Linked DNA regions of Mus musculus: all the other regions are linked to region 1. The links are chromatin loops, found by intact Hi-C in ENCODE. Cell type or tissue: heart. All regions are shown on one strand. Links, peaks and the distances in the headings refer to the core of each region. The heading gives the core; the rest is flanking DNA. Region 1 holds the start of Fat3 (FAT atypical cadherin 3). Region 2 overlaps Fat3 (FAT atypical cadherin 3). Region 3 has its middle 14 kb from the start of Gm35225.

Evidence for each region. Hi-C counts contacts between places; a loop is a spot of excess contacts. Peaks named below come from ENCODE experiments on the same cell type or tissue, not always from the same donor. Only the 100,000 strongest peaks of a DNase experiment are listed, where the experiment ranks them.
Region 2: a loop joins it to region 1, with 2.4 times the contacts of the local background. A loop is called at or near these places in 2 of 42 quality-filtered maps.
Region 3: it touches region 1 in a loop (2.8-fold over the local background); 2 of 42 quality-filtered maps call a loop at or near these places.

Annotation. Positions count from the first base shown.
Region 1 is chr9:16,498,180-16,508,996 of GRCm38, reverse strand. It overlaps Fat3 (FAT atypical cadherin 3), which reads left to right and starts at 6,943. Exons shown (of 26, transcript NM_001080814.2): 1 at 6,943-7,124. In heart, for the core only: a CTCF peak has its summit at 6,833; a DNase peak (open chromatin) is centred at 6,736; H3K4me3 peaks cover 2,311 bases; H3K27ac peaks cover 1,706 bases; H3K27me3 peaks cover 520 bases.
Region 2 is chr9:16,437,760-16,448,576 of GRCm38, reverse strand. The region is part of intron 1 of Fat3 (FAT atypical cadherin 3); the gene reads left to right. Among named protein-coding and RNA genes, the nearest start is that of Fat3, 59 kb to the left of the region's middle. In heart, for the core only: no CTCF peak of the experiment used is centred there; no DNase peak of the experiment used is centred there.
Region 3 is chr9:15,679,367-15,690,183 of GRCm38, reverse strand. It overlaps the pseudogene Gm5119. Among named protein-coding and RNA genes, the nearest start is that of Gm35225, 14 kb to the right of the region's middle. In heart, for the core only: a CTCF peak has its summit at 4,792 (motif pointing left); no DNase peak of the experiment used is centred there.

The DNA of each region.
Region 1 (10,817 bases), core at 5,365-7,864:
TTGGTTACTAGTGACTTGCAGGTTATCAGAAAAGAAATAGATGGTGCTGTGGACTTTTTTGGGCAACATTGTCACAAGCATTCCATCACTTGTCCAAGTGACAGTCTCCTTATGTAAACACCTTGGTGCAGTGCTTTTAGAAATAACATTGACATTAATGGATAACATTTGGTCTGGTAAAATGAAATGGATTCTAATTTATTAAGCCAAAGTATGCCTCAAATCAGGGCAAATGGCCATTTTCATGAATTAAAACTAAAAATGTCATTAAAATGTTATTTAAGGCAATACTATGTATTGATACTTAATACATTTCTGATTCAATTAAAATCAAATAAAAACCAATTGGTCTGATGTACATGGTGGCACATGCCTTTAATCCAGCAGTTGGAAGTCTAGACAAGCAGCAGATCCCTGAAAGTCTGAAGTCTGTCTAGTTGTATGGAAAACAGCCAACAAGGCTGTTACATAGTAAAATATAGTCTCCAGACCAGGAAAGGGAAATAGAAAGGAAAAAGAAGAAAAATTTAAAAGATAGACAAAAAGAAAAGAAAAAAAAAAGGAAGGAAGGAAGGAAGGAAGGAAGGAAGGAAGGAAGGAAGGAGAGAAAGAAAGAAAGAAAGAAAGAAAGAAAGAAAGAAAGAAAGAAAGAAAGAAAGAAAGAAAGAAAGGAAGGAAGGAAGGAAGGAAGGAAGGAAGGAAGGAAGGAAGGAAGGAAGGAAGGTGTCAATTGCTCTAATTTAAATTTTCTTTAATTTTTCAACAATATTTTGGAAATGCTTCTTCATTCTCTTTGGTTTTGTCTCCTCCCGCCATTTTAGTTGTATTTTTGTTTAACTTTGTGTAACAGTAATAAGGAAGAAAACAATGTCCTTCTTCTTCTTAGCTAGTACACACATTTTTCTCTGCATCCAGGATAGTTTTTGATAGGTACACTAGTGAAGGAGACATTGAAGTTAACATGTATGTGAGATGGGCAAATGGAAAGAGAGAATAGATTTAATTTCTTTGCAAAGATTTTAGGATGTCATTACCTCATTTTTAAATTTGCTTTGCAACTTTTCCTTTGGCAAAGGAACAAATCACACTCACAAGTCCACATGTGTTATCTTAAGCTCACAATGCTCCTTTGTAGAAAAATACTCCACATCTGGCCTTACTAAGCATGTTCACATAGCATATTACATTCATAATATATTCACTGAACTGAATTATAGGGACAAATAGCAAAAACCATGAATTTACAAAAAGAAAAAAGAAAAAAAAAGTTTGAAGACAATAACTTTGAATGGAAAGAATCCTCAAATTGGTTAAAGAAAAACAACTATATAAAAACATGTGAAGTTAATGAAGTAGGATACTCTGGTAAGGGAGAGCATTTCTCCTTGCAGTATTATGTCAAAGTATGGAATAAGGACACCCCTAATTATCTCTTATTATCATCAGTCATGGGTAATGTTGAATTTAACTCATGAGTAAAATAGGGAAGGAATGAAGTGCTCAATCCACTAGAGTAGTTATGGTAATTCAACCATCCAAATCACTCAAGCCACAGCCCCTGTCAATGGTACATTACTCTATAACATCTTTTGGTAAATTATGATTTCTAAATCAACCCAAGATCCATGAGAGTAGGTAACTCATTATACCCCAGTGCTTAGCAGAGCAAGTACATAGCTGCTTAAAAATAATGTTTGAATGAGCAGATGAATCATTGAACTGAAAAAAATCAAAGGAAAGGAGGAATGCCTAAAAAAATGTAAGATTGTATGAGATTAAATGGCTGCTACTGCATGTATTGCTCTACTGGACAAAGTAAAGGGAGAGTTGTAGCCCAAGATGGATATATAAAAAAAATCAAGAATAATGTCAGATGGTAAGAAATTCGTTAGAGAAGATTCAAGTTAGGTATAGCCAACTATGGCTTGGGTGCTTTTTGAAAATAAGGACTGGGCTGCATCAACTTTAGCATAAGTGAGTGCTGAATGCTCAGCTCTATAAGGCAGCATGGGCATCAGCCTCTTCCCAATGATGGAGGGAATGTCACAGTAAAGCAGGGCAGATAGATTAGAAGAGCTAGAGAATGAGGAGGATCACTGTGAAGCACTGTCTGCTACATACGATGTGGCCAATGTCATTATGAACACGTAGCAGCTGTGACTACCTGAAAGTGACCTGTATATGCACACATGTGCACATACACCACACACACACATGGAAGTAGGAGAGGATTAATTGGAAACAAAAAAAGAGGATCCTGGAGTATTCAGAAGGAGATAAGAGAGGATGGTGTAGTGAATAGTGTCACAATGAGTTGCATACATGTGTGAAACAACCAAAAAAATGTAAAGGTTAGTTAAATGGCATGTTCAATAAAAGGGTGTGATGTGCCCATATATTTGCTGGTATAAGAGATATCTATAACATGTAGTACAAGGATTGGTGGAGAATCTAGAAAAAAGACAGTGCTTTAGAATTACAACCTCCTGCATTCCCATAAAGCTGCAGTGGCCTACATCCTTCAACCACTAAATGTTCTACCATCTCCCAAGTCCACACCAGAAGCAAGGGACTCAGCCTGTGGGGGATTCTTCACATTCAATCTGCAATACACAATGTAACATGATTTTATTTGGTCCCAAAAGTAATGTTAAAGTCATCTGTGCTTGATTTAGTACTTCAAGGGAAGGACATTCTTCCACCTTCCTGAATAGCCATCTAGTTATCAAAATATCTTTTAAATAAAACCATAATTCAGTGTTTTCTGACTTAACAGTACAAGAGGCATCACCTCAGATGACATACTGAACAAATCTTCATGAACATAGAGACAAACTCAATGAGATGAACAGATCGGGGTAGAACATGAGAGAGAGAGAGAGAGAGAGAGAAAGAGAGAGAGAGAGAGAGAGAGAGAGAGAGAGAGAGAGAGAGAGAGAGAGAACTTATCACTGAGAAGTCTGTAAATACATAGAAAGTTGGGGATATATGTATTCCTAAGTACTATATACATATGTTATATATGTGAATTATGAATATATATGTTCATGCATTATATTCAAATGACACTTTGAATCATAATCTGTCAGTTGCATAGAGTAAGAAGATGATTGTGAATGGCCATCTATATATTAGCTTGGAATTGCCAGAGCAGAGTGTGACAAGACTTACTGAAGAGGCTTGAGACATGGAGAGGATTAGAAAGATGGCTCAGTGCTTCAGATCTCTTGCTCACAGATAATCTACCTCAGTTCTGAGCTTTCCTGTCAGGGCAGGAAACTTACAACTGCCTCCATCTCCAAGGGATCTGATGTCCTGGGGCACATATACAAATATGTACACGTACATATAAATAAAAATAAATCTGAAGTAGAAATTTCTGCTTTCTTAGCAACTCAGTTATATTATATGATGTTTTTCTAGAAATTGTTTTGTAAAAAATCATGTAATATTTTACTGAAAACAGGCATTTGAGAGGACATGTGATGTTTAGAAAGAATACATAGAATTCCACGTACGGCCACAGGATCCACTTGCATTGCTGTGCTGTGTAATGTTTTCCTGGACTTCATTGGTCTTTGCTAGTCTTAGTTGGTGTTTGTTGGTCTTCACTTTGTAGATAGAAAGGAACCAAAGAACTTCTCATGGTATTGTGACGGGTTCTGGCTGCTTCTTCTGACTTGTGCTTTTATTTATTTACTCTATCTACCTATTTATCTATCTATCTATCATCTATCTATCTATCTATCTATCTATCTATCTATCTGCCTATCTATTTACTTATTTGCTGACTATGCCACCACTACTGATTTGGGTTTACTGTTTGGTGTTTGCTATTGAACTGGATTGCTGGTATCCTGACAACAAAGGCTGGAATTGCACCAAGAAACTACTTCTAAACAGGTTCACAAAAGCCTTTCATATTAACCTTTTCCGCCTCCCTCTGATCAGTGGGTTAGAAAAGAAGATGATGTGTTCAAGAACCCTAAATAAAGTAGGTTTTGAAGAAGAAAAAAAAATACCTAAGCCTACTTAATTTTAAAGCCTTTTCATTGGAATATTTTTGGAGTGTAAGTGTGATCCCAGGAGCACATGGAGGTCAGAGAGCCAGGAACAACTGAAAGGCAAGTTTGTACAGCCAAGCTGATGACTGCTTCTTGCAGCAAGACCAACCCAGAAGCCATGTGGAACATTATCTGCCTCCCCCGTCTGTGGCAGAGTCATGCATATCGCTAAACACTCCCAAGTCTTGTTCACTGAAGATTTCTCAGTGTCTAAACTCCTACATATCTAGGTTTCCACGTATATGGACACCTCAATAGACCCTTGGTGAGGAGTGAGCTACAAGAGTGGATCAGGGCTCAGTACTATTAGTATAGCTTGCAAGAATCCAGTTGAGCAAGTTGTTCAGTAGTCTAAAGGAAGAGATAAGGCCCAGAGGAGGTGGAGTGGGACCTCAGAAGTATGATAAAGCAGGTGACATGAGTATATATTTCTGGCTTTTCAGTTAGTGCTCTCTTCTATGTTGTTAGCAAGTCTTATAGAGACTTTTCATGCTTTCTTCCCTTGTCTAATTTTTGACTATTTAATATATTTATCCACTACACTGGGATTTGTACAGGGTACCGTGGGTGAAAATTTAAGAATTATAAATCTTTTTGGTTCATTCATTAAGTTCATAGCTTTGTCAACAATGTGACCACAATATCACAGGTTCGTAGTAGATTATGTTATAAAGAAATAGATGTTTTTCTGATATCAACAAGTATTATACCAAAGGGTGTCCCACTGAATAAACCATTCGGCAATATTGCAGAGTCATTTTCCCCTAGGTTGCCATGGCCCGTTTCTGCCCTGGGAGTAGAGACTGTTTACTTTACTACCTACACTCTGCCTGAAGGCAGGAGGTAGAGAGTTAGACAGATTTCTGCACTTAGGCGTGAAGTGCCTCTGAGGCCTAAGAAAGTCTTTGGAGGGGTTGGACTCCCACCACATCCTTGCATCTTCAGTTACCTGGCCAGCTTCCCAGGAAGGAGGTGGAAGATGGCCTGTCCTGCTGCCAACACCAACTCCCTGTGCATCCCAGGAGCCATCCAGCCAGCAGCTGACTCTCCCAGTCTTCCCACAGAAGCACTAGAATGTAAAATGCTTGAATCACTAAAATCTTTGATGCAATACTAACAACCTTGGGTCAGTCACAAGGAATACACCATACCAGGAGCATATTTATATGGCAATAAATTTTTAATGCCCTAAGAAAGTGTTTGAATAAAAATAAAATCAGAATAGAATTATGCAAAGGACATAATTGGAGAGCAGGTAACTTTTCTTCTGGCCTTTCTGACTGTGAAGCCCTGGACAGCATCATGCTTCTGTCCTGGAATTAGTTGATGTATGGCTAGCTGTCAGTATTCCTTAGTATTTCCATTAAATGCTCAAGGCAAGCAAGCGGAGCATGCAGAGTGCTTTATGGGGCAGTCAAGGCAGTGCAGAGGCTGCAGAAGGCTTTCAAGGGGGAACCGCCCACCTACTGAAAGTGGAGGGCTTTTCAGATCCTTAAGGCCCCAGGCTTGGGAGAGGAAGACCAAAAAGGCAAATTCTAGTAACTCTTCAAAGGGTGTGACTGAGCACAGAGACTTTAAGGAGAGACAGACTCTGCTCCTGGAAGGGAAATTCAGGAATCAAGAAAAGGAGCAAATTTATCTCTACAGCATGTCTGCGGAAGCATCTCTCTTGGAGTTACTGCTCGGTCCCAGAGTTCCAGAGAAGCTGCCTGGGAGTGGGCACCCTAGGAACCCCCTGGGGTGAAAGCCTGCTTTAGACAGACGTGATTTGCTGTGCAGCAGTGGGGGTTGGGTGGAGGCTGGCGCTGGCCCAGGTTTACCGGGGCTGGCCGTTAGTTAGGAATGTTTCAGAGCTCACAGGCAAGGAACATAGGCTGAAGTGTAGCTCTACTGAAGCAGTGTGGGTGGGGTGGGGTGGGGTGGGGTGCCATGAATCCTCAGACTTGTGAGGATGATCCAGAAGTAAAAGGACCTAGAGGGCACACCGGTTGGTATTGCTAATCACCTGGCTCCCCTGAGACTGTTCACTCATTCCTGTTCTGAATGTCTTCACATCCCACCGTGTTTCAGACTGGGTGGGGGTGATGAGTCATGTTACTTTTTAGTCTGATTCTCTCCCACACAAAGGTGATCCCAGTGATCTGAAAATGCGTGGGAAAGAAATGCGAGTCCCGGGTGGGCAGCAGGAGGTACAGCGTTTGATAGCCGTGCCCACTGTGCTTCAAAGTAGCCTGAGGAGCTTGGGTAAAACCATGTTGGTCTCATTGTGCCTCGGTTTCCTCATCTGGTCCAGAGAAGTCTAGTGTATTCTAGGCAGCAGGCTGAAGAGCAGAGCAGAGCAGAGCAGAGCAGAGCAGAGCAGAGCAGAGCAGAGCAGAGCAGAGCAGAGCAGAGACGATTGAGTGTGGTGTGTGCGCGCTCTCTGAAAACGTCAGTCTGACTTTGGTGCGTTCTTCCAGCCACGCTAGAAGTGGAGGATGCCTAGGCTCTAAAATTAGTCCAGCTTCCAGGCGAGGCGCCCTTAGCGTCCTCCTGCTGACCGCCGGGTCTCCCTGCCCCCCTTTCCCTCCCCTTCTCTTCGTGTGGCGCTCGGAGATCTCTGGTCATCCCCCACCCCCATCCCCCGGAGGACGCGGCTCTGCGGGAGGGAGGAGAATACAGCGAAGCTAGGGGTTTGGCAGTGCGGCGGCGGCCGCCGCGAAGAAGAACCCGGTACCTCTCCACCGCCAGCAGTAGCGGTGCAAGCTGACTAGAGCAGACGCGAGAACCGCTCCCCCCGGCAGGCTGCGCTGTGATCTGGGCTGCGCGTTGGGACCTCGCTCCCGGGTTCCCCACCCCTCCCGCCGCCATCCTCCTCCGACTCCCCTCCTCCGCCGCCAACCCGCAGCAGTGGCGGCGTCCTGAGCGCCTAGCGCCTCCGCTCGCCGCCCTAGCCTCAGCCGGGAGCACGCGGCGAGCACTGCGGCGGAGGCGGCGGGGTGGCCAGCTCGCCCCTAGACTTGAAAGGAAGACCACGGAGGACTCGTCGGGTGCAGGGGCGCATCGCTGACCAAGGCAAGGGTGCGTGAGGATTTTTAGCATGCTTATTTGGGTGCATGGTGCACTGGCTGGGGTGCACCTTTCTCAGAACAGCCTCAGCAACCTGGTTACAGAGAGGCTGTGATGGGTGCTCCGGAAAGCTAAAGCTCTCAGAGAGAGTGGGGGGAAACTTTTCACCTTGTAAAGTTCCTGCCTGGGCGCTGCCTGGAGCTGTGGTCATTACCGCTACCAGCTGGAACCCAGGGAGACAGCCCTGCGGCAGGAGCCAGGAAATGGCACCGGAGTTGGTTAAGTTTAGGGCTAGCAATAAGAGGAGGGCGATCTTTCGGGTCTGTACATGCAGCTCTGGGTCCTCACTGAGCTTTGGCCGTTGGCTGCAGGTGGATGATATCAGGCGGCGATTCCGCTGGGTAGCTGGCGCTTGCAGCACTCAGTAGGAAGAGGGGCAGATGCCGATGGATGCACTTGCAGGACCCAGAGGCGCAAGTTGGGTGCATGCTAGAGGAGGCTATGAGCGGAGCAAAGAGCCCAGCCTCCACTTCCACGGTGCAGGAAGGGTAGCCTAGAATGTTCGCCTGCCCCTGCATACTATGTCTGAGTCTTGGGTTGTGAAAGGTTCTAAATGACAGCCGACTTTGAACTGGTGCGACAGTTTAGCCGAGAAGCCAGGAAAGGATTTCTGTTGTTTTGACGGGAGATGGACCCGACTGCTTTGGGAGAACGCATGATTTTTGGCGGGCGTCAGAACTGACCGTGCTATTTGAAAAGAGAATAGCGGTAGTCTGATCATCCCAGGGATGCCGAACAGCCCTTGCGGCTCCTCGTGGGCACGTTGAGGGCGCACTGTTCGCCGCCCCGAGTTCTTTCCGGAAGGTGTGGAAAAGAAACCATTGGCTCACCGGAGTGCAGTTGGGGATCTTAGGGAGCTGGCTGGGGGTGACAGAGGTGGACTGGACAGATTTCGCGTGGCGCTTGGTGAGCGAGAGGACTTGACCAGCTGGGGTCGCTGAGCTAAAATGCATCGGGCCGGGCTGGAGAAAGGTGGCGAGCCCGGGTCTTTTTGGCAGTATAATGCGGTCACTGTTTCTCCCCCAGCAGACTCTTGTCTCGTGTGTTTTCGGAAGTGTTTAAACATTGTCCAAGATTAGACTTTGCGGAAAGCAACTTTTGTTGCTGTCCTCTGCCCGGCTCTTGGGAGCTGTGGTGCGCTCGGAGAGAGGGTGAGATGCAGAGGGCCGGGTGTTGCCGGACGCTCTAAAGGCACAGCTCTTGGCTCTTGCTACCAGAGGAAAGGGGGCGCTCCTAGATGTGCATGCTGGTGATAGCACCCACCTTGAGGTACAATAACGAGCAAGCTCGGCAATGAGAGTACCCATAAATGAACGTGAAGGTAGACTACACAGGCAGTGAAGATGCGGAGGTGGCTGGGAGTCTCCCAGAAGCAAGAAGCTATGGAATGTGGAACCGAGGGCAGCCAATGGCTCTAGTCTCCCTGAAGGAGACCCACTTCGCCGCCGCTTGCTCTCGGGTCCTGGATCTTGGTGGGGGTATTCCAGAATCCTAGGCACAGAGGCTGGAGTGAGGGACACTGGGCTAGGCTGAGGGTGGGAGAATCCTTTCTCTGCCTTCGCCTCTTCCCCGCCCCCAGACTTTGGCGCGTTTACTTCCAAGTTGGATCCCACTTCCATTTACAAGTGTCAGACAAACCGCGCCAAGCACCCGCTCAGCCAGATGGGGGAGGGCGCGGGGCGGGAGCTGTGAGCCCACCGGGGTCGGCTCCGGAACGGCTCTCCGGAGTGCTTTCCTAGCTTTTAGGCCTTGATGTTTAAAAGGTATATAAAAGAAAACTGCAAAGCCCATAGCACTCGTGTACACTCGCGTACCAGCCTTTTATCCTCCTTCCATCGACACATTCATTTTCTGGCCCCACGCTTGCATTTTCAAAAGCGAGTTTGGGCAATGGGGGGAGGGGCGAGAAGCTGGCCGCCAGTCCACCTCTGTGGCTTTGAGCTCTGGGCTTTGTTGCCAGGATTTGATTGCGCCCGGGCCGAGTTTAAAAAAAAAAAAAAATGTAGAAAGACAAAACAGGCCAGACACACTGCAGGCGAAGCTGCCTTGATTCGGGCCATGGAAAGGGAGAACTGCCATCCAGGAATTGAGGACCCAGAGGCCGGCATCCCAGAGAGCATAGGCTCTCTCGCTGCTGCAAGAGCCCAACTCTGGGTTACCCGATGCTTGAGTGGGGGCGGGGATGGGAAGTGGGGGAGGAAGTTCAGTCTGATGTGGAGATTGAATCTCATCAGAAAGAAAGGGAGGAGATGGGAGAAAGGGAGAAAGAAGGAGAAGACATAGAGAAATAAAAATGATAAGCGATCTTAAAATGTGCCGATCATCGACGGCTTCTTCTCCACACCGAGCCTCTTCCCTTTTTTTTTTTCATTATTATTAAAAATTGAACAATTGCACATGGAGAATTAAAGAGTAAATTTAAAAGGCATGCAAGGTAAACAGGGCACCAAAAGACAAAGAGTTTCTTAAATGTATAATAACTTCTCCTCGATATGACTTTAATGTAGTAGGGTTGGTGTGTGTGATGAGTTCAATTGTCTTTTTTTTTTTTTTTTTTTTTTTTTCCTTAGCATTGGATAGGGAGTCAAGTTGCTTTCGAGAAATAAAGCAAATAATTAAAACCAGTTAGATCAGGAGTCCCCATTGTTGTCTCTGGAATTTGGACAATGAATGGTGTTGGAATGTGTTTCTATGCCCTGTGCAACCGGGGGGAGAAAGTTCCCAGGACTGTCCATGTTATAACGTCTTCATATCTGAGCCACACAAAACTCCACGTGAGAGACAGCTGGCTGAGAGATCAGAGATTGCTAAGCTGCTGAGCTGGCTCCAGCTCTCCTCACTGCAGGCTTTTCACAGCCAGTGTTTGTTGACCAGTGACTGGCTTTCCAGCCTTGTCTCCATCAGCTCTCTGCCTCTCTCAATTTTTATTTATTCTGGTTTCTGGCAGAGACATTTTGGGAATTTTTAGGTAGTCAGGATCCAGTCAGTCTGTTAAGTAGCAATTATATTTGTGCTGAGCTACTAAGGAATAAAACGAGTAGCAACAAACGGGGGATGTGAGTGGGGTGCCCACTGACCTGTGTGTTGTGTGGGTATTTTGCTAACTCACAGCTGTTTGTAAAGCAAGGATTCTTACTGCTCACATACGAACAGTTGAAGGTCTGTTAATCATACCTGCATACTTCCCATGCTGGGGGAAGGAACTGCTCTTAATCTAGAAAGTGAGTTATGTCAAATAGAAAGAAATAGGCAACCACCATTCCAGAGGATTATTCAATCATAACCCACAAATTACTGACCAACAACCTGCTATCCTCTTTTCTTGGAGTTAGGACGGGTGTTTCTCTGTGCCTTGGATTTGTCCAGGCCAGTGATGGAAAGAGGGGAAGCATACTAGTGGGGATGTCTGGTGTTTCCCTCGGTGTTACCTCCAGTGTTGTCCTGCTGCAAGAACATTGAGTAGAATTCATCTCCTGGGCTCAGGCAGGGCTGCTCCTTTATATTAAGTTTTCTCATTGCAAAAGTGGTATTGGTGAACCCTGTCTTTGCTGACTGAAGAGACACTAGGATTGGAAAGAGAACGTAAAATAAAGGTACCTTCAGATGTGCGTAGTCCCAGCACTCAGGCTATGGTGGCAAGATCAG
Region 2 (10,817 bases), core at 4,571-7,070, 60 kb after region 1:
CCCTAATGAGTGGCTTAATTTCTTCCCTCACTGCTGAGTCTGTGTCTCCTGAGGAACATAGGATGGGTCTAGGTTTCTTGAGACAAACCCTAAGCTACTAAGGGCTCATTACTGTCAGGAGTAAGCATAAGCACTTATGGCGCTAACAGAAAGGCCATTCAGCAGAGAACCTGAAGGGGACATAGGACTTTAGGGACAGGTAGAAATTCTTTAGAGCCCATATCACATCCAGGCCACTTCTCCTTCTTAAGTGGAAAGTAGACTGCATTTTCCCCTGTGGGATTTATTTTAAAAATCAGCCATCAATCTGGATGGTAGAAGTGTACTTTAATTCTAGCACTTGGGAGGCAGGGGCAGGTTTATCTCTGAGATTGAGGCCAGCATGGTCTACAAAATAAGTTCTAGAACATCTAGAGCTGTACAAAGAAACCCTGACTCAAAAACAAACAAACAAACAACACACCAAAGAGAATCATTTTTGATGAGGGGTGAGAGCTATACTTATTTATGGCCATAAAAACAAATAGGATGTATAGATTAGGAGTAATACTCCCTACACAGAGAAGAGCACACAATTTGGTTATCTAATACCATGTGGATGTGGTTGTGTGTGTGTGTGTTTTTGAATACAAATATACAAATTCATATATATATGTCACAATTAGTGAAAAAGAGATCACAAATTTGAAAGAGAACAGGAGGGCATATGGGAGAGGTTAGAAGGAGGAAAAGTAAGAAGGAAATGCTATAATTATTATTTACTCTCAAAAATAAAAGAAATGTTTATAAAAACCATCTACTAAGTCTTATAGATTCCAGAATCTTAATATGATTTGTATGTATCCTTTAAAATAATGTCAGGGATTTATTTTACTGAAGAGAGATTATGTGTTGTTTATTTGCTTGCATGCTTTTCATATGTTGGCTCAATTTTCTCTTGGAGGGGAGGAAGGAAGGATAGGGAGTCAAGGAGATGGAAAGTATCCTTTTTGTATCCCCACTAAACAATTAAAAATAATTGAGTTTGAGCATCTATTCTCATGTCTTGTACTCAGCAGCGAGGGGAGATGCCCAGCCAGTGCATCTTGGGTGCTGCAGCTGCGATGCCTCTTAGCTTACTCTGTTGAGCCATGATTCATTGACTTCAGCTTCTAAATAAAAATGTGGATGACTGCTTTTATTGTTTGTAAGAAGAAGAATCTAACTAATTATCTTATGCTACTGGTCTTATATAGAGTGCAGACATTATTGGGTAGAAAAACTTTAGTGATCACACAGTGCTATGGCTCCCCACTATGAGACAGTGATATCTATAGTTATTTCAGGGAATGCTGAGGTTGAATCCCTGACCTTTGCTGCTCTACACACAAATTGAGTGGAATGAATGTCATGATTTGGATAGTTTGTTTTTCCTTTAATATTCAAAACCTGTTGTAATTAGGTTTTAAAAGTATACCTTTTGTAATATAACATAGACACAATCATTTATGAAAGATCTAGCCACTACTTAAGGAATTGAGATCCAACCACCATGGGCCCTTTTCTACATGCTGCTATTGTTGTATCCAGATCATTGGTAGCTCCTGGACTATTGCAGGAGTCCTCACACGAGCCTCTTACCATCACTGTCACAAACATGACTTTCCTGTGTTCCAAATACAATTGTGCTCCTGTTTTCAGTAAACTGTTTCGGAGTCCCCATGGCTAGTGATCTGAGTTCATCTTTGTTAGTTCCCAGAGCTGTTTCTGCAGTTTGCAGACATGCACTCTCATACCAATTCATTGTGTCAGTAAAATACTTTCCCTAGTATTTTGTTTTTGTTTCTTAAAGCTCATCTCTATTTTATTAACAGTATCTTTCTTCTGACTTAATTATTCCTTTAGAGAGCTGTTTTCATTCAAATAAATTGTTATGTGCAAATATCCATTGCAATAGCCAAAAACAACAACCACACACACACACACAAACCTGAACAAAACCCTGTATTTTTTCAAGAACCTGAAATATAATATCTAACAATAAGAAAATCTGACCTGATCAATTGATCTGACCAGTACTGTGGAATACTTGTCTCTTCATCCACTCAAGGTCTCACTTATGCTAGGCTAGTACTCTACCACTAGGCTCCATTTCAACCGAGTACCATAGTATATCAGGAATTTATTCGATTTGTATTTCCACTGACTTTTGATATCCAAAGTGACTGTCTAAAATATACTATTATGTAAAGGTAATATAAAATGCAAAATGCATTGCCTTTTATATGTTTTAATGTTTGTAACTGTTTGGTTAAAGGAGAAGAGAGATTCCAGTCATCACTGGAAGGATTATGATGAAGTTAATAGTTAAATGGTGCATAAAGTTATAGGTGGTTTCTATTTTTCTTTATATTAGTATGAATAATTTTTTGTAAGTCTGCACAAGTATGGGTGTATTTTATCATCAAGAAACACAATTTTAATTAAGCACATGCTAATGAGTTCAAGGATGGCTCTGCTTGTGAGGTCTGCCAGGAACACCCTCATTGACCTCACAGCTCTTCTGCACTTCCACAGTCCAGTGCTTAACTTCTGCTGTGCTTTCATGATGGGTCTCCACTCTTCCTGGAGTATCTCTACCCATCTGTACTCATAGAATGATCTTAACCTGGACAGGGTAATTACATGAATTTTCTGAATAGCCTAACATCATTACTGCCCTTAAAGAGAGTGCTCAACCAATGAAATTCATGAGTAAGCTTTAAATGAAAGCTTTTCTGGAGATAGTCAGCTCCCTTTTTCTCTAATCGCTTATTGGTCCTCTGGGATACAGTGTCCACCTTCATAAGCTCTCAAACCTGGAAGAAATTATTGCATGTTTAGTTTACTAATTTTAATAGTATCTCGACATATTTACGGGTTCTGCATTTCAGATCTCCACATCCACCTTCTGACTTGTAAAATCTATGTCTTTAAACTCATGTTCAAATGCATCTTCTAATCTTATTTATTTAAAATGCAGAGAGTTTATATCTCTTTATCAGGATTTACAATCCCCTACATTATTAGTGATTATGGTCTTGTCGTTTCATTAAAAGACCTTAAATATTCTATAGTAGATACAGATCAGAATATGGTCCTTATATCACAAATGCAATATTTGGTTCACCAACTACACGGCTAAATTTCAAACAGACTTTAAGCATGATAAGCATAAAATAAAGTCTTCTTTAGGTGTCAGTCCTCAACAGTGGCTCACGCAGCCTGTCAATCACTAACATCGTGTAAATGCCTTTCCTTACATCATCAATTTTGAGTAATTTTTTCTATACTTAGGCCTATTCTACCAAGGAAATTCAAAATAGAAATTTTTCTTTAATCAGGAGTTTCCTGATTTTATTTTGATCCTATTGCTCTATAGGCAGCATTACCATCAGACACATTAAAGACTAATCTTTATGAATGTCATCTGTGTTTTTGAGTAGATACTGGTTGTGGAATAATAAAAAAGGATGGAGTTTTCCTCTTAAGTAGTAGAGGACTAAATGAATACTATATACAAAGCACTGTGCAAAGATCCCAGCTAAGTGAGAGGTGCTTGAGCATGGCTTCTGGCTCACAGAACTCTTCTCAGCGTCAAGCATAAAGCACATTATCTGTTGGCATAATGGACATGTGCTCTTCTTGGTGAGAGAAGTACAGTACTGATGCTGATTGGAATGAACTTGAGATATAAAAGATGTGAAATCTCTAGTTACATTCTTACATTTTTTTTTTTTTCAGAAAATTGAAGTAGGAGAGCCTGGTCTTGAAACATAGACAATGCCTAGGATGCAGAAGGAAAAATCATACAGACTGTGTGGCTAGCTGGGACATAAAAACAAAAGTCAGACAAGAAAGGATGGATTTGAGGATGATAAAGAAGCCATTTGCCCATTGCATAGGAGGGTGGCAGATAGGGTGGCATATCTGGATCATGCTTGTGTCTGCTGAGCCTAAAATCAGGAGGCAGGTCATGGGAAAGGTAATATGAGGAGGAACTGAAGGCAAGGAGAGGAAAAGAAAGCTCACCAAAGAATCTATTGTAATCAGCCAGCTGGGATTGGTTGTTTTTTTTGTTTTTGTTTTTGTTTGTTTGTTTGTTTGTTTGTCAAGACAGGCTTTCTCTGTATAGCCCTGGCTACCCTGGAACTCACTTTGTAGACCAAGCTGGCCTCAAACTCAGAAACCCGCCTGCCTCTGCCTCTGCCTCTGCCTCTGCCTCTGCCTCTGCCTCTGCCTCTGCCTCTGCCTCTGCCTCTGCCTCTGCCTCTGCCTCTGCCTCTGCCTCTGCCTCTGCCTCTGCCTCTGCCTCTGCCTCTTCGAGTGCTGGGATTAAAGGCATGTGCCACCACGCCCAGCTCAGCTGGGATTTTAAAGGGCCACCTTTGCTGACTATGGGTGTGACTGTCTGGTGTCTGAGAGTTCACAACACAAAGTACTGTGCTGTGAATCTTGAACCTAGCAGATCTTGACTTCTGTTTCTGTTTCCTAGCTCACAAAGCAGGACTTCATACTTGGGATGGGCATGTCTTTACTCAGTGCTTAGAAATTATGACCAGATCTATGCTGAATATTAATTTCTGATGGGAAAGAGGATAATCCCAACAGTGAGTGGTCTGCATGTTTTATAACCGCTGAATTGATCCTAAGTTTACAATGTACTTTAAGTTTGTAAAGTGAGACTTTGAAGTAAGCATCTTTGTTACCAAGATGCAAAACTTGAAGCCATAGCAGCTGGATGATTTCTGCACCAACAGGAAACCAATAATTTCAAGGTCTGGAGGGGGAACCTGTTCTTCGACACCTACTTTTGTAAAAGTCCGAGTTCTGTGCCATGCTGCAGTGCAGCACAGTTCTGTCTACACCAGGAGCAATCCTGCTTCCTTGTTACACAGGCTTGAAACCCCCCACTCCCCCCACCCCAGAATATGTCTTACCACTAGCCGCTGCATTTCCCTTGAAGCACGGTGTATCGGAGGCTTGCTGCAGTGACGTACTTTGCTCGGAATTCGGAAGGCATTTGAGTGTTTCACCTGACACGGAGGCTGAGCATTATAAAGTTCATCATTCAAATATTTGACACCGAACTGCCACCCTCAGAATTAAACCTTAAATCATTTTTTCTGAGGCACCCTAGGTGCTATGACAGCCACATAAGCCAGGTTCTCTTCTGACACTGGTTTGTGACACCTCCGAGATTCATACTCATTAGTCTCCTGGTTTGGGGTTCAGAGAGGATTTTGCTAGCAACTCCAGAAATGCCCAGAGTCCCGAATCTAGCTTATTTGCAGTTTTTACAGCTAATGATGGTCTTTCTTTTCACTTGAAGCAGTTTCTGGCTTCACCTGTATTTCAGAAGCCGCTAAGCAGAGCCATTCTCCTATCTCTTTATCCCACAGACTATTATGCCAATATGGCTTAATAGATTTGAACCTGACCCACACCTTTTGTTCAAGTACTTTAAGGTCTACATGAGTGACAGCTGTCAAAGACACTATCACGCCAGGGACATCAGAAGCTGGATGCCTTTCCTGAGCCACCCAAGCAAATGATATTCTTTGTTTTGTTTCCGAGGACTCAATTTCTTGGGTCTTTATTAGATCTGATATTCTTATGTATTGTGGTTTGATTCTTAAATACTTCTAAGAGATTTCTGGGAGCTTGGAACAAAATTGTCCTCATCCACCTCTATCTCCCCAGGACCAAACATAACCAAGTTGCTCCCTGTCAAAGTGTGCCATGAGTGAGAAAACACGGAGCTGGGTGCAGAATAACTAAGTCCACATGGTCCATTAGGAGAGCAGTGGAGGAGGTACTGTCTACCCGGGCTCTGATGGTAGACACTGATGTCAGGAGGCAAACCCGTTTTGCATACAGCACATTCAGCATGGCCTCTGTAAACTCGAGGACGGCACCCCTTGGGTGGGGGACAAGGTTCACAGAGAGGAAAGCAGAAATTGTGTTGGAAATGGAATACAAGGTTTGATAGGAGGCAATGAATATCCACGCTTGTTTCTGTTCACTGGCCTTTGTTCAACTGTAAAGGCTCCATCTCTTAGTTTTACAGTATATGACAGGTGAGGAGGTCATAAAAGAATCTTGTCCTGAGGGACAAAACATGGAAAGTTCTTTGTGAAGCAGAAGAACTGTAGGGGATAGGAAGCCAGGCGGTTCAGTTTTGTACATAAAACTCACGTCGGGTCAGTGTTTGGGCACAGCACATGTTCACAAACCCTAGGTTTGATGTTTTTAAAGATGAATTCTGCAGAGTCTGAGGACAACAAGGTTGCTCTTCCAATACAATCTCTGTATTGCTTCCCGTACAGTACCTCAAAGACAGTTCTGGGGACACTGGCTGGCCAATGCTCTCCTCTGAACAGGAGTATGGCTTGCTGCTTCTTTTGTTTTGCTGGAGCTGAGAGCAGTGCTGGCATGTGGATGAGCCTCTATAAATATCTTCTGAGTAGAATTGAATTCCTGAAATGTAGCCAAAGACACTATCACCTCCGGGACAGCAGAAGCCGGAGTCTTTGTCTAGCTTGATGTTCGATGCTTATAGCTAATGGATGATAGAATTTTCTATTTGGAAAATGGCACCACAGACATCATTTCTGCAGCTCATGCACAGAGAAGGAACAGAAGTGAGCTGAGACACGGGAGGACAGTGCCTGCTTTCAGTGGTCATCTCTTGGGCACAGACTGAGGGTGTTCATGAGAACTGAGGGTGCATGCTGAGGACAGGAGCTTGATATCCTCCATTTTTGATTAGGGTGAAGAGGGAGAATGGAACATATTTAAGATGGCCTGCTTGTGATTGGCATGCACGGTGATGAGGAAACAACTCCTGAACATAGACGTTCCTCTATTGATTTTCCTGCTCACACTCACATTGTATGCACAGGTTTTAAAAAGGTAAAAAAGTAGTTGGTACTGACATTCTATTATAATTATTGATGTTATTTTTATATATATTTTAAATATATATATATATATATATATATATATATATATATATATATATATATATATTTCTAGGGTGGAAATAAACCAGGTCTGGAGTGTATATTGACATGAGGACTAGGACATTGGGCAGCTCAATTGTCGTCTGTCAAGTGCTGAACTTGATAGAGCCATACAATGACAGTGCTCTCCATTCCTGCTGCTTCAGAGAAGTCTTCAGAGAAGCACACTCCAGTGTCAAATCATCCTGTGACATCTGGGGACATCCAGTTGGGTTTTTTCTGTTCTTAGGAAATAATCTGTCTCAGCCAAAATTGAAATTATCGCCTTTATGCTCGGAGAAAAACAATCATCTTGGCAGAAGAATCTTGTAGCTGTTCCTTCCTTTTTTCCCTCTGCATTTCTTGCTCTGTCTCAAAAGGAGAACATTCATATGTTTTTACGTCAGGGCCAAAACTAAGAAAATGTTGGTTTTTTTTTTCAGTCAATTATGTATCTGTACTTTATACCAAGACAGTGCATACTGAAGTCTATGTCCTGTTTTCTAGAATATTTTTCCTGCCTTACCAAGCTCCCCTCACAAAGATGTGACGGGCAGGATGGCAGTCAGGGGGGAAAGCGCTTGACAACCACCCTGAATGTCACAGTTCGCGCTTTTTCCCCAAGAGAGGATAGGCAGAAACTGCTGCCTAACAACTGCATCTCCTTCCCCTCCCTGGAGACTGAGAAAATTCCCTTCTCTTTCAGCCCCAGGCTGTGGATTAGACATGACTCCTAATGGAACCCCCCCCAACTTTGTCAAGGGTAATAACAACTCTGGTAAAGCATTGTCATTCCAGCTGCTGACTTATTGCAAAATTCCGTATGCAGGGTCTGTGGGCTGAAAACTTCAAGGTTCAAGTCGTTTTTATTGACTTCCAGGCAGACAATCACAGTGCCAGGGTTTTTGCTTATTCCAAATTTCATATCGTCAAAGCCTGGATCATCTAGCAATGAGTAATGGATATGAATGTTGAGATTCTGGAAATAGCTTTTCTCAGCTTTCTTAAACACACAACAGAAGAAACACACTCCGTTTGCTCACCCAGCCTTTTGTGTAACCAGGACATGGTAACTTAGCGGAATGGATTGCATTATTCAAATGTGGAATGAGATTGTGTGTGTGTGTGTGTGTGTGTGTGTGTGTGTGTGTGTGTGTGTGTGTAGCTGTTACCTTGAATGAACATACTTGAATTAGCAATAGGCTTTGATAACTGGTTTATTTGGAAAAGCACCACAGCTCCCTTGTTTTAATAATACATACCATGCCTAAGACATGGTTAAGGGCACTTTGCTGTAATGGCAGAATGGGGGAATTCTAGCTGTTGCCAGACATCTCTCAGTGTGCACTAAGAGCTCATTTGCCTTTTGCTATTAGGGCTGTGGCAGTTGCCAGAGAGAGTCTCTCCCGGCGCTTGATGTTATATCCCAGGAATGTAGCCTGAAATATTCAATAAATCAAACTGTGGCACCTGCTTGGATGGTCCCTCCTCCTTCAGCTAATGACAACATGTGAAGAATTCTTATTGCAGCTCAGATCTTACACTCGGAGAAGTTGCCCTTTGAGCCTATTCTGTAAATAGTGATTAACTGCAAACCTTCAATTTCAGTATTCTATCACCCATATCAGTGCCTGGGTGCCAGAGAAAAATGCCTTCCCTTGTATAGCAGAACTTTAAACAGTGGGCTCTTAGCAAGGAGACAAAAATAGGTTTCCTATTGTTCAAATGAGTGTTTTAAGTGCTTTGCAGGTGTATCTTGGAGAATGGAGGTATTTATATTTAATGAGGAGAACTGAAGAATAAAAAACAATCATAGCCTTGGAGAATTGAAGATCAAAGCTTTCTTCATTAAGAAACAAATGAAGGCCTTAGTCCTAGGAGCTGGTGAATTCATTAATTTTTAATAGAGGGGTAGGCTATAATGGTAATTTAATTCTTTGGGGAGAAGGTCATTTAGGTGGTGTTTAAGCATCCAGGTGTGGTTTGGAGTAAAGACCTGCTGTGATATCTAAGGTGGGAAGTGTGCATCACAGGTGAGGAACTTGTTTCAAGCTCCGAAGTCTTTCAGAGCTGTTGATTTTACACAGGGTGACACGTTATGTTTCTGTTGTCTTTTGTTCTCCTTGTGGAGCTGAGTTTCCCACCTTGCTGTTTCAACCAGAGGCGCTATTGCCAGTAAGAGTCATATATAGAAATAAGAAGGCGCTAGAAGTCCTCTGGCTGTTCTTCTGTTCCATGATCTTCCTGGCTGGGGAAATGTCCCCTGACCTTTGCACAGTGTAATGCACTTCTTTGAGGACCTCTTGTGGGTGCTTTCTTTCTTTTATTTGCCCATCAGAAGGTGAGGGATTTATTGAAGAAGAAATTTCTTTTCTCCAGATGTTGGCTCCATGAGATAGTGGGGCTGCTCAGAATTGTTACAGGTCATGAAGGGCAGCTCTTCCAAAGTTCATCTGTGCTATGAACTAACTGTGCCAGGATGTCATCAAATTAAGGACAGTGGCATTAACCAAAGCAGACAGGGGAAGGGATATGTTCTATGCACAGGACAAGTGCAGAGCAAGTGGGTGATAACACAGACTTGTAGATTGAGGACTATATGCACATAAAGGAGTGAGTACACATGGAGTGAGCATGAACTGAGTGTCATGTGTTCTAATCTCTACACAGGAGGCAAACACACACAGATCCATGGGGTTCTGTAGTCAACCAGCTTTGCCTACTCTGGAAACTTTATGCAAGTAAGCTACACACATACACACTCACCAGAAAGTGAATTTTTAAACCAGTAAGATATAAAAATTTAAGAACAGACTAGTGCAATTCACAGAACTAACCTAGAATAGAGTTTTGGCCATTAGCAATGAAGGCAGAAAATAAGGAATTATTGATGAAAAAGTGTGGCATCTTAGTTGGGCAGAATAGTCTGATCTAAAGGTCTGCTGTGTGACTAGCTTATCCTCAAATACTCAACAAGGAAAGATCGGCTGCTTTGATGCCTTGGTTTAGGGATAAGGAAAATGACTCAGAGTGATGAGGAGACATCCCCATAGCCATCAACCAATAAGAGCAAGCTTGCTTCCTGCACTTCCTTTCCTCTAGCTCTGAATGGTGGTGCACACTCTATCCACTACTGTGTCCTCGCTCATCAACCCATTGCTGCAGTACTTTTATGCATCTACAGGCATTTTATTCTGGATTGCAGCCCTTCGGTGTAACCCAGCTTTAGAGATACATGAAGGACAGACACTGTGTAAACTGCAGGAACTGAGAACTTCTAAGGACCCTGACATGTGCCTGTGAGGATTCAAAACATTTTGCAAGGGTGTGAGCATCCAAATCAAGGTTTACTGAGACACATGTAGCTGTTTGGTGACAGATTGCTAAGCCTGATTTGGAAAAACAAAACAGCTTCCCATGGCAAGGGCTTCATTTGCATTCCCTGTGAATGTGCTGAGAACTCCCCTTTAGAACCTGGGGTTTGAACAATAAACCACTGTATGCTTCGGTCCCTGTTTGGGAGCTCCCCGTTGGCTTGAGGTCAGAGGGCCAGGTTGGATCTTAATGCAGAATTATGCCAGGCTGTGAAAACAATTGCTTACATCATCGCCTTTCTGATCGAACCAAGAATGTCTGCTCTCAGAGTCACTCCCATTGTGATGCAATGCACGTCTTGGCTAGCAGTTTAAAAGCTTCCAGTTTTTGAAGGGTTAGGTAGGATGATGCCAGTGATTGTATGAGTTCTGCTGATCTGTTTTTCTTGCTTCTAATCCCTGTCTAACATCCTCTGTTTTC
Region 3 (10,817 bases), core at 3,267-5,766, 820 kb after region 1:
GGCTAGGTGTTTGTGCTGTGGAAGGCAGAAGTCAGACACTAGCTCACTTAAACAGAAAACTGGTCAGTGCCTGAGGACTTTGGGCAGTTAGGAATTCATACATGAAGTCAGCGCCACCCTGCAGAGCATGTTTCCCTGTATTACAGGAACTTGAGGGGGCAGATATCAGGGCTGGAGGTGACAGAGGAATGTCACAGCTCAGCTCTGTCCCCAGCTCTGTGACTGAGAAGGAGGAGTGTGGCTGGATAGCAGTACTTTCCGGTAAGGGAGCCTTGTACCCACTGCTGTAGACTGAGGAGAGGTCTCGAGGTTTAAGGAATAGCTTGGGACTTGAGAGAAGGCTCAGCAGCTACAAGCACTTGCTGCTTCATCAGAGCTCTGGGTTGGGTTCTGGGCACCACGTGGTTCGCAGCCATTTGCAACACCAGTTCCAAAGGACTGGATTCCTGTGTGCTCTTTACTTATCTGTTGCTCTTGTTTTGTTTTTGAGATAATATCACATGGCCTGGTCTGGCCTCACACTCACCGTGTAGTTGAAGATGACTTTGAATTCCTGTTTCCTCGCCTTCTACCATTCAAGTGCTGGAATTACAGGTGTGAGATACCACACAAGATTGAGGAGGCTAGGAATGGAAGTCAGGGCTTCCTGCATGTGCACGAAGTACTCTACCAACTAAGCCATATCCCCAGCCCCAAAATAAATTCTTGAAAGAGAAAAAAAAATTGTCCATAGACTCTCAAGAATTGTCTGTAATGAAATGAATGACTTTGGCTGAGAAAACCATGCATAGGTAAGAAAGAAATGTGATGGGTTAGGGAGGTGTGGGGATAAAACAGAAATGGACACAGAAGTGACATTATCAATGCCCAGGGTGGCACTCTTTCAGAGACAAAGAGACCCAGCCAGTGTGTGCTGCCAGGATGAGGACCTTCTCCAGCTGACAATGTCTCTCTCTCTCTCTCTCTCTCTCTCTCTCTCTCTCTGTGTGTGTGTGTGTGTGTGTGTGTGTGTGTGTGTGTGTGTGTGTACAATGTTACTAGTATGTATGTATATTTTCAGGGTTCACCGTTTGGCACTGAACAGCCAATTTTTGTGCTCTTCCCCAGGACAAGACCACATGTCTTACTCCCAGCTTTCCTCAATTGTCTGTAGTCCTTTGTGTAGGCTTGACACCTCATGGGCTTCTCCTCATCAATTTAGCAAGTTCCCTGGTGTCCTCCTGGTCCAGCTCACATTTGGGAAGTCATTTTGGAGAGACTTTATGGCTGTAGCTTCTGATGTTACCAGGAGACACATTTTAAACACTCCAGAGTCCCCAGTCTGGGGACTAGCCCTTCCCAGAGCTGAGAAGGATCTTCCCACAGCATCCCTCATCACAAACCTTGGTCCCTTCCCTGTAGGTGTACTCACAGTGACACTGGAAAAAAACCTGTCTTTCTACACTGCTCCCTTGGGCTCAAGAACAAATACAGTTTCTAAAATGTCTTTCTCCATCATTTGTACTAGGGACATCAATTAACTTTCAAAGATACAGTAATGGAGAACAGTAGCCATGACTGCTGACCATGTGACACAGTCAGAGCTGCGCATTTCATAGATGGGCTCAAAATGCTGTCAGCTTTCCAGCTACGCCTCTGAGTCCTGTGCTAACAGCCTTGGTGCAAATCTTTAACCTCTTCTGCCCCAGCAGTGCAGTCACCCAAGGATCCAGGTTTAGGTCTGGCCCTGAGCCACAGGCCCTTCTCAGCCATGGATGTCCCCACTCATGGCAGCAGAGTGCACAATGACCCAGTTGACTCCAAACCAGAGAGCCGGTGTCCCTTACCTTTCACAACCATAACTTCTGTGGAGGTTGGGCATTTCACTCTTGTGGGTGGTAGGAGCCCCAGATCTGTTACTAAATTGTACTAAGCACTCAGTTTCCCTTTTCCATGTCCTTCTTTTTCAGGATAGCCAGTGTCTTAGCACCCTGATGCACCCAAGAAGTAAATCTGTTAAAGTTATCTCGGTACTGTTTTTCACAATTTGGAAAAAAAATAAAAAAGTCTTTAAAATGATCAAACTCCCTCCAAATCTGGTCACTGTCATTAAGATGACAGTGGCAAGTATCTGTCTGAGTGCCCCCGGAATGATCCTTGAATGTTCTTGTCATGTGGAGCAGCCTGCCTGGCCCGATGGAAGAAGTCAAGCACCCCCACTCTCTAGCTGCCCACTTGCCGTGCTCTGCCGAGGACCTCCCCAGCTTTAACTCTGAAAGTTCCTCATCCATGAAAACCCCCAGTCCTGGGAAAACTGAGACCACTTCTAAAGAATTTAAGATTTCTCAAGCTATGGGCGAGGCTCCAGGGAGTCTACGAGGGTGCCTCTAGCTGAGGCTTCTAGTGGAGGGAGATAGAGAGCCTGAAGAGCCTACCTCCTGTAGACAAGCAAGACACCAAGACGAGGGATAAGAACACTAATCCACTCACGAAACTTTCAACCCAAACTGTGTCCTGCCTATAAAAAGTTCAGGGATAAAGGTATTGTAGAGACCGAGGGAATGGCCAACCAATAACTGGCCCAATTTCAGATCCACTTCATGTGCAAGAACCAATCCCTGACACTGTTAGTGATACTCTGTTACGCTTGTAGACAGGAGTCCAGCATGGCTGCCCTGAGAGGCTCCACCTAGTAGCTGACTGAAACAGACGCAGAGACCCATAGCCAAACATTAGACAGAGCTCAGAAGTCTTGAGAAAGAGTTGGGAGGAAGGATTGAGGGACCCAAAGAGGACAGGGACTCCACAAGAAGACCAGCAGAGTCAACTAACCTGGACTCCTGGGGGTTCTGAACAACCAAGGGACTGAACAACCAACCAAAGAACATACAAGGGCTGGACTCAGCCCCACCTCCCAACACATATGAAACAGATGTGCAACTTGGTTGTCATGTGGGTCTCCCAACAACTAGAGCAGGGGCTTACCCTGACTCTGTTGCCTGCCTGTGGACCCTGTTCCCCAAACTGGACTACTTTGTCTGACCTCAGCACCAGAAAGGGAACATGATAGAATGATGATCTCGTGCAATACTCTCTCTCTCTCTCTCTCTCTCTCTCTCTCTCTCTCTCTCTCACACACACACACACACACACACACACACACACAAGCATTTACACACTAAGTGCAGGAAGAAAATATCCTAGAACTTTAGGCTTTGTTGTAGTTTAGAAATACCTTGTCTCCAATCGATTTCTGTACTTGAAGCTTTATCTCCGATGTGGTGAGATTAATATGGCAGAGCATCTAAAAGGTGTCTTGTATAATCCCAGCAGGAGACGCTGAGAACAGAGAGTCCAAGGTCAATCTACACAGCAAGGGTCTAGGGCTACCAAACAAAATGTTTTTCTTTAAAAAATGAAGAAAGAAGGGAAGGAAAGAGGGAGAGAGAAGAGGTGAGAAGGGATGGAGGGAAGAAGTGGAAGAAAAGAAGAAAGGGAGGGGTGGAGGCAGGGAGGAAAAGAGGGGTGGAGGCAGGGAGGAAAAGAGGGATGGAGGCAGGGAGGAAGGGAGGGGTGGAGGCAGGGAGGAAGGGAGGGGTGGAGGCAGGGAGGAAGGGAGGGGTAGAGGCAGGGAGAAAAGCAAGGGTGGAGGAAGGGAGGGGTGGAGGCAGGGAGGAAGGGAGGGGTGGAGGCAGGGAGGAAGGGAGGGGTGGAAGCAGGGAGGAAGGGAGGGGTGGAGGCAGGGAGGAAGGGAGGGGTGGAGGAAGGGAGGGGTGGAGGCAGGGAGGAAGGGGATGTTGAGCTTAACCAAATGTCATCAGTCATGGGCAGCGAGAACCCTTGAGTGGATGGCTTCATGCTGCCTCTCAGGTCTTTGGGGACAAGGTCTATTGTCTTGAGTGGCTTATTGCCCCTACACACTTGCCTCTGGTTCTTCACATCTGCTTAGGACCTTTTCAGTGTCCTTGTTGCAATGAATTTATTTACCCAGGAAGCCCTTGTTACCAAAATTGTTAACCAAATAAACTTTTTTCTTAAGTGTTATCCAGAAACACTCCAGGATCCTACCCAAGCATCAAATAGACTAAGACAGACCCTAAGATATTCAAAAATTTTAAATCAATATTGGAAATGCGTTGACATAACTTTGAGTTATCATGAGTAATCATGATCTTTTGTTTACCAAAATGAATTCAAGCATCTTTTGACAAGAACCAACCGACAGGCCAGCCCTGGCTTCTCATGTGCTTAAGGGAATAACATTGTGAACGCGAAGATACAGGTCCTGAAAAATACCAATTATCCCTGAAAACCACCCCTAAAATTCTTGAAGAGGACTCTGGACTTAGCTGCTATATCATGCTCAAGCAAACCCTACTCTCCGCCGAAGCAGGATTAGAAGGCTGCAATGCATGGGTCAGGTACTCCATTTTGGTTCAGGAGGGATCAGGAGCAGGCTTCGCTCTTCATTCATGGAGGGCTTGAGTCCTAGAGATTCTCAAAGATGTAGTGGCAGGAGCCTTGCACGGTCCTGACAAATAGCAAACGCTTTGTGAATACTAATTCCCCACTATTTCTTTAATGGATACAGGTGTTTCTATAAGTTCTAGTGACAGAGTATAAAACATTAAGATCTACTTTTTAAATCTAGAGTTAGTTGTCTCGGGATAGTAGTTACAGCACCTCATGGCATATATCACAGTCTCAATATGCTATACCCTTCAGGGTGTCAGGCCCCACCACCCTCAGAAGTCTCTCTCCAGCCCAGGCCGGAGAGTGATGGTTAACAATGCTGTGGGCTTTGCTGCCCCCTTGTGGGAAGTTGAATTATTACTAACTGAGCTAAGAACAATTGCAGACGTCTGCTGATAGCAGAGGTCTGTGTGAGGTTGAATACAAAATGCAGCAAGTTCCCTGCGAGCTGCCCAGTTACAAACCCACAGATGTAGAGAACATTCCTTAGTAACCTGGTCACTGAAACAAGTCTGAGGCACTGAGCCTTTGACTGGTAACTTTTAGACAGATGCTTGCTACTGTAATTCCTGACAGGAAGGAACAGTGCCTACTCAAAAAAATAAAAATAAAAATAAATCACCCTAGCCAGTTAATCACATTTGCCATGTTTTCAATCATAATTTCTTACCTTATTTTTGGAAGGACTTATGCAGTGGCGTACATTTTAAAGTGGCGTACATTGTTCTTCTCATGAAGAACAATGCATCTTGGAGCTGGAGGGGTTAGGGACACTCCACCTCCTGAGTTCTTAGCCTGGTCCCTTGGATGCTGTGGTGGGATCATCAGGAAAGACCTTAGAATAGACAGTATATCTGTTGCCTTTCCTATTACTGTGTTAAAATACCCTGAAAAAAGCAAGGAGACAGGTATTTGTCTCACAGTTCAAAGGTATACAGTCATCACTGAGGGGACCTTGCAGTTATATTGCTTCCATAGTTAGATGATGAATGTTTCCAATCAGCTCATTTTGTCCTTCTTATTCAGCCTGTCCTGTGGAGCAGAGCTGCTTACAGCAGCCCAGTCACCCACCTCAAACTAATCATGACAACCCACCAACGACCTGCTCAGAGTTAGCGTAATTCAGAGAATCCCTCACAGGTGTGACTCGAGACTTGACATTACAGGGATTCTGGATCCTGCCTGGTTGACAGTCGGTCAATATTAACCATCACTGAAGGTAACGGCTCTGCATGTTTAAAATGTCTGCTCGCCTAGATTGGAAAGTAGAGATGAAAATGAGGTTTCTGTAAAAGTCAGCTTGATGGCTGATGAGTTTCTTGAAGTTACTTACAGGTGCATGGGTAGCTCACAGGCAGCTCCACTGCCCAGAGGTCCCTGTCAGCTTACAGGCAGTCACATCACCAAACAGTCCCAGCCCGGTGCTTTACAGCCTCTGTGTCCTCTCTAAGGAAAGGGGACCGGGAAGGATGTCATTAATGCCCCTGAGCCCTGAGCCTCGTGAGCCTTCCACCTCCCTCCACAGGGAAACCTTACAGACCCAATCTCATGAGCATCTCCTCAGGTGGTCAGCGCTGCTCTGATTCAAGAGCAAGAAAAACACAGAACAAGCTCAGCAATATATGTATCTACTACTTTCAATTTCTTTGAAGTAATTATTTCAACCTGTCACTTGTCACTTTAGGCTACTGTTAAATGTTCTTCCCTTTTCATTTATGTATGTGTCCATTCATGTGCACCACATGTGTGATCCCCAGGAGCTAGAATTACGGGTGGTCATGAGCTGACATGAGTGTGCTGAGAGCCGGCCCTGGGTCCAAGTGTTCATATATATATATACATATATATATATATATATAATTTTATTACAAATTTTAAAAAATGCAGAATCCTAAAAAAATCTTTTTACTGGTAATACAGATTCTTATAAAGTTATTTTTGCTACCATAAGAAGTTAAACCATTAAATATTTAGAAACATTCAACATCAAAAGTTTTAAATCTAACTGTACGTTGTAGCCCCTGAAAAAGCTACAAACACGTTTTTAAAAGTATTTTCTCTACAAAGAATCTCATCAGCTACACAAAAATCTGTTCAGTTTTTATACTGAAGCTAATGTGCTTGAATTTCACATTCTTAGCAAAATAATTGCCTGAGCACAGATACTCCACACTTCATGACAGCCACTTATTCTTCCTCTTCCTCTTCCTCTTCCTCTTCTCCCTCTTCATCATCTTCCTCCTCCTCCTTCTCTTCCTCCTCCTCCTCTTCCTCCAGTCTTCTTCTTTGAGCCCACTGGCCTACCAGAACCCTTCTTTCCTGTTTCACTTTTGCCCTCGCCATGGTATGCAGCAATATCCTTTTCACATGTCTCCTTTAGTTTAGCTACTTTCTGCTCATTCAGTTGTTTATCTTTGGCAAATTGTTCAGACCACATCATACCCAGTTTCTTTGCAGTATCTCCAATAGACAGGCAAGGGTGTTCACTTTTGATTTTTGGGCAATGTTCAGAGCAAAACATAAAGAAGGCAGATGGCAGTCTCTTCAAAACATTTGGATCTTTTTTCTTTCCTGTCTTATCACCTTTGGGAGGAACATTGTTCTTCATCTCCCTGTCATAACCAGCTTTGTCGCTCTTGGCCAAATCTTCAAACTTCGACTTTTCGTTTGCAGACATGGTCTTCCATCTCTCGAAGCATTTCTTGGAGAACTCAGCGAAGTTAACCGACGAATCGGGATGCTTCTTCTTGTGCTCCTCCCAGCAGGTCTGCACGAAGAAGGCATACGAGGACATTTTGCCCCGTGGCTTGTTGGGGTCACCCTTGTCCATGGTGATGGCATGGCGTCTACCAAAAATTCTGCCCACCCTCTAAGGCCTCCTAAGTGGCCATGCAGAAGCTCTACAGACACACACACACACACACACACACACACACACACACACACACACACAGAGAGAGAGAGAGAGAGAGAGAGAGAGACTTGGGCCGCCAAGCCTGGGGACTCAGCTGATTCAAGAGCAAGTGTTTTTTTTTGTTTTGTTTTGTTTTGTTTTGTTTTGGTGCTCCAGTCCATAAAAAGTCCTTTCTTAATCCCACATTCTATAAACCTCTTTAATTTTCCCAACAGGAAACTCCATTTCTGGAAGACTCTACACTTGCTTGGCTGATCCTAAAATCCACAAAACATAGTTTGCAAGTTGCTGCACACACCCTTACTCCCAACACTGAATGTGTATGCTTCCGTTTGCTTTTACACTGGGAAAATGCCTCTTTCCAGACATAAGATTTAGGGATAGTGTGTTTCGAGTATACAGCAGAGCTTTGAAGTCTGCCAATTCATCACATGGCATTCTTTGATTTCAACAGTGTGTCAAAGTCAGCTATGCAAGCCTGCGGTGGGAGGTGGGAGGGGTGGGCCAGCAGGAGTCCAAGAGAAGACAGCCTTGCAGTGCAGAGAGAGGGAATGTGCCTTCTTCTGCCTGACTCCCTGGTCTGTACTGTACATGCACACTTACAAAAAGACCCTCTGCCCTTGCCTGGATGAGGCTGGGACAGCCAGAGGGAGGGGCCCCTGGAGTAGGTAAGCCTTTCCCTTCTACACAGTCACTACTCTCTCCAGCAGGAAGCTGGGCTTCCAAGCAGGCTTGGGTCTCAAGGATCCTAATCCTGACAGACACTAGGCAGACTGTCCTCATGGTGGCAGTGTGGCCTTAATTAGCAGCTGCTGGTACCTGCAGGACTGCAAAGATGCTCAACATGGCCTGCTGATGCTGGGCCTGCTGTGAGTGAATGCTGGTGTTTCTGAAGGACTCTGTTCCCAGTTCTTCAGACTAGTGTGTGTGTGTGTGTCACTTTATAACCTACTATACATAAAAGCTCAGGTACAGGGGGATACAAGATTTATCTTTGGTTTTAATAATTTATATTCTGCCCCAGGACCTGGGGTTTAAATGCCCAGTCAAAGAGAGGTGACTTGTTACTGCAGTCAGCACTGAGTGCTGCAGTGGTGGAAATGGAGGGTCACATAAAGCAAGACAAAGTCTTCAAATCTCATCTTAAACGTGGCTTCCATCCTAATTGCTGGCTCTGGCCCTTCAGTCGGGTTGTATGACCCTGTTCTGTGGCACCTCAGTTCCCTGTGTGTCTCTCTTTTTTTTTTTTTCCTGTGTGTCTCTCTTATGTTATTGTTCCTTGATTCGCTTTTTCATTTCCTTCCAGATGGAACAAGATGCTCTGACAGGAGGGGCTTCTGTCCAGTCCCGAATCACATCCCCAGCATCCATCATTAAAGTTGTGCTTATGGTAGGAAGCTCATAAACGCTACTGAATGAAGGGGAATGAGGGTTCCATAGTGCCTGCAGCACACACACACGCACACACACACACACACACACACACACTGTCTGTATTTTTCTAAACCAAAGAAAAATATCAGTTTACCAAGCTTTTGGCTCCTAAAGGCCATACCAAAGTTCTATGGCAAGTACCCCTGGGGAAGTGAGAAGGAAAGGCCTGCAGCCCTCCCACTGTCTCCTTTACAGGGGAGCTGCGAGCTGTCCTTGCCAGTTGGGCCATTGTGCTGCCCAGATTATACCAGCACCTGTCTCCAGTATTGCTCTGCCCTGCCTGCTGCACCTCTCATCTCAAAACTGCCCACCAGGAGTGTCTCACTGCTAAGTGAGGCCCAGAGTACACAGGTGCCCTGCCCTCCCCTGTCCCTGGAAAGACACCTCCAGGTCAGGCCACTCCAAGGTTAGCCCCTCTGCTCAATCTCTCCACCCGAGCACCTCTGTGATTCTTCTTGTATGGGAAGAGAGGGGAAAAGATTTCCAAAAGAACACTGGCTGATTGGCAGCTTCAAAAAAGCAAGCACCAGCTGGCCCTGCAAACCCTTCCTATAATAAACAGATGTGTGTCTTTGAGAGGACGCTTTCCAAGATACTTCTGTGTTTCTGTCTTCAAGTAACCAAGCTGCAAGGTGATAAGAATTTAGAAATTCAGAACTTACTTTGAGTCTCAGAAAATGGTCATGCACCACATAATGACATTTTAATCAACAACAACCAATAGGTTGTGCTCCATTACCATCATAATGGAGCTAAAAAATAGCTACCCTTGTGACTTTCATTTCTATGTTTAATATGTTTAGATACACAAATACTTGACATGGCTTATAGTCTACACAATAGCATACAAACCAGGTTTGTAGCCTGGAAGTAATGGTCTGCACTACACAGATCAAGAGTGTAGCGAACTTTACTTCAAAGACCAGTGCAGTGAGCAACACCTCTGAGACGAGGAATACAGCAGACTTTACCTCAGAGATCATAGGTGCAGTGGACTTTACCTCAGAGACAAGGGGTGACTTGACAGGAATACAGCAGACTTTACCTTAGAGACCATAGGTGCAGTGGACTTTACCTCAGAGACCAGGGGTGACTTGACAGGAATACAGTAGACTTTACCTCAGAGATCATAGGTGCAGTGGACTTTACCTCAGAGACCAGGGGTGACTTGGACTTTACCTCAGAGACCAGAGGTACAGTGGATTTTACTCAAAGACCAGGAGTGCAGTAAGATCCATATCAAAGACCAATGTATAGACTTTGCCACAGAGACCAAGTGTGTCATGTCAGAGGCTCTACCATTTGAAGTGTAAGAGTATTATGTAATGTTACCACAACAAAAATTTAGACAATGTGCATCTCAAGGTGGGTCCCAAAGTCAAACAGCTCATGACCATGCTTACATTCTATGAGACTTAATGAAGATCGTGTCTTTGAGATCTCCTTGGGAATGGAAGGCCTGTATAAACATAGAAGATTTTTATCATCAACTGGTGATTTCTGTATTCCTCAGCCAGAAAGATGACATGATAAATGACTTCTGGGGGCTATTCCAATTCTCCCATGATAGCGTTTTAGCTTTAAAAAAAATCATTCCGTAGCTCTCCATTAGTCTAGAAAGCACTGCTGTCCTTAAGAGGCACCCATCCGGGAGTTATCACATCTTTCTCTTTCATCCTGCCCTCAAATTCAATTCTGAGGTCTTAAAGTGTTTGACCTGAAGCTAGTTGTGAAGGCAGTAGACAAAGAAGAAGCACCATAAGTCTCTGCGTTCTCAAATCCTATGACTTATCAAGGCCCCTGTATGATAACAGCAAACATCTGTGTCGGCCTCTTTTTAACCTTTTCATTTGGAGACCATTTGCTTGGCACCTACTGTATACATGTGTCATTCTCAATATTTCTTATGTTGATAACTGACCAACAAAAAACCCAAGTACTGTTATGAAAATACCTGATATTTGGTACTTTTAGCTCACGGATCTCTTCACTTTCTCCACAAAACACCCCCAACACT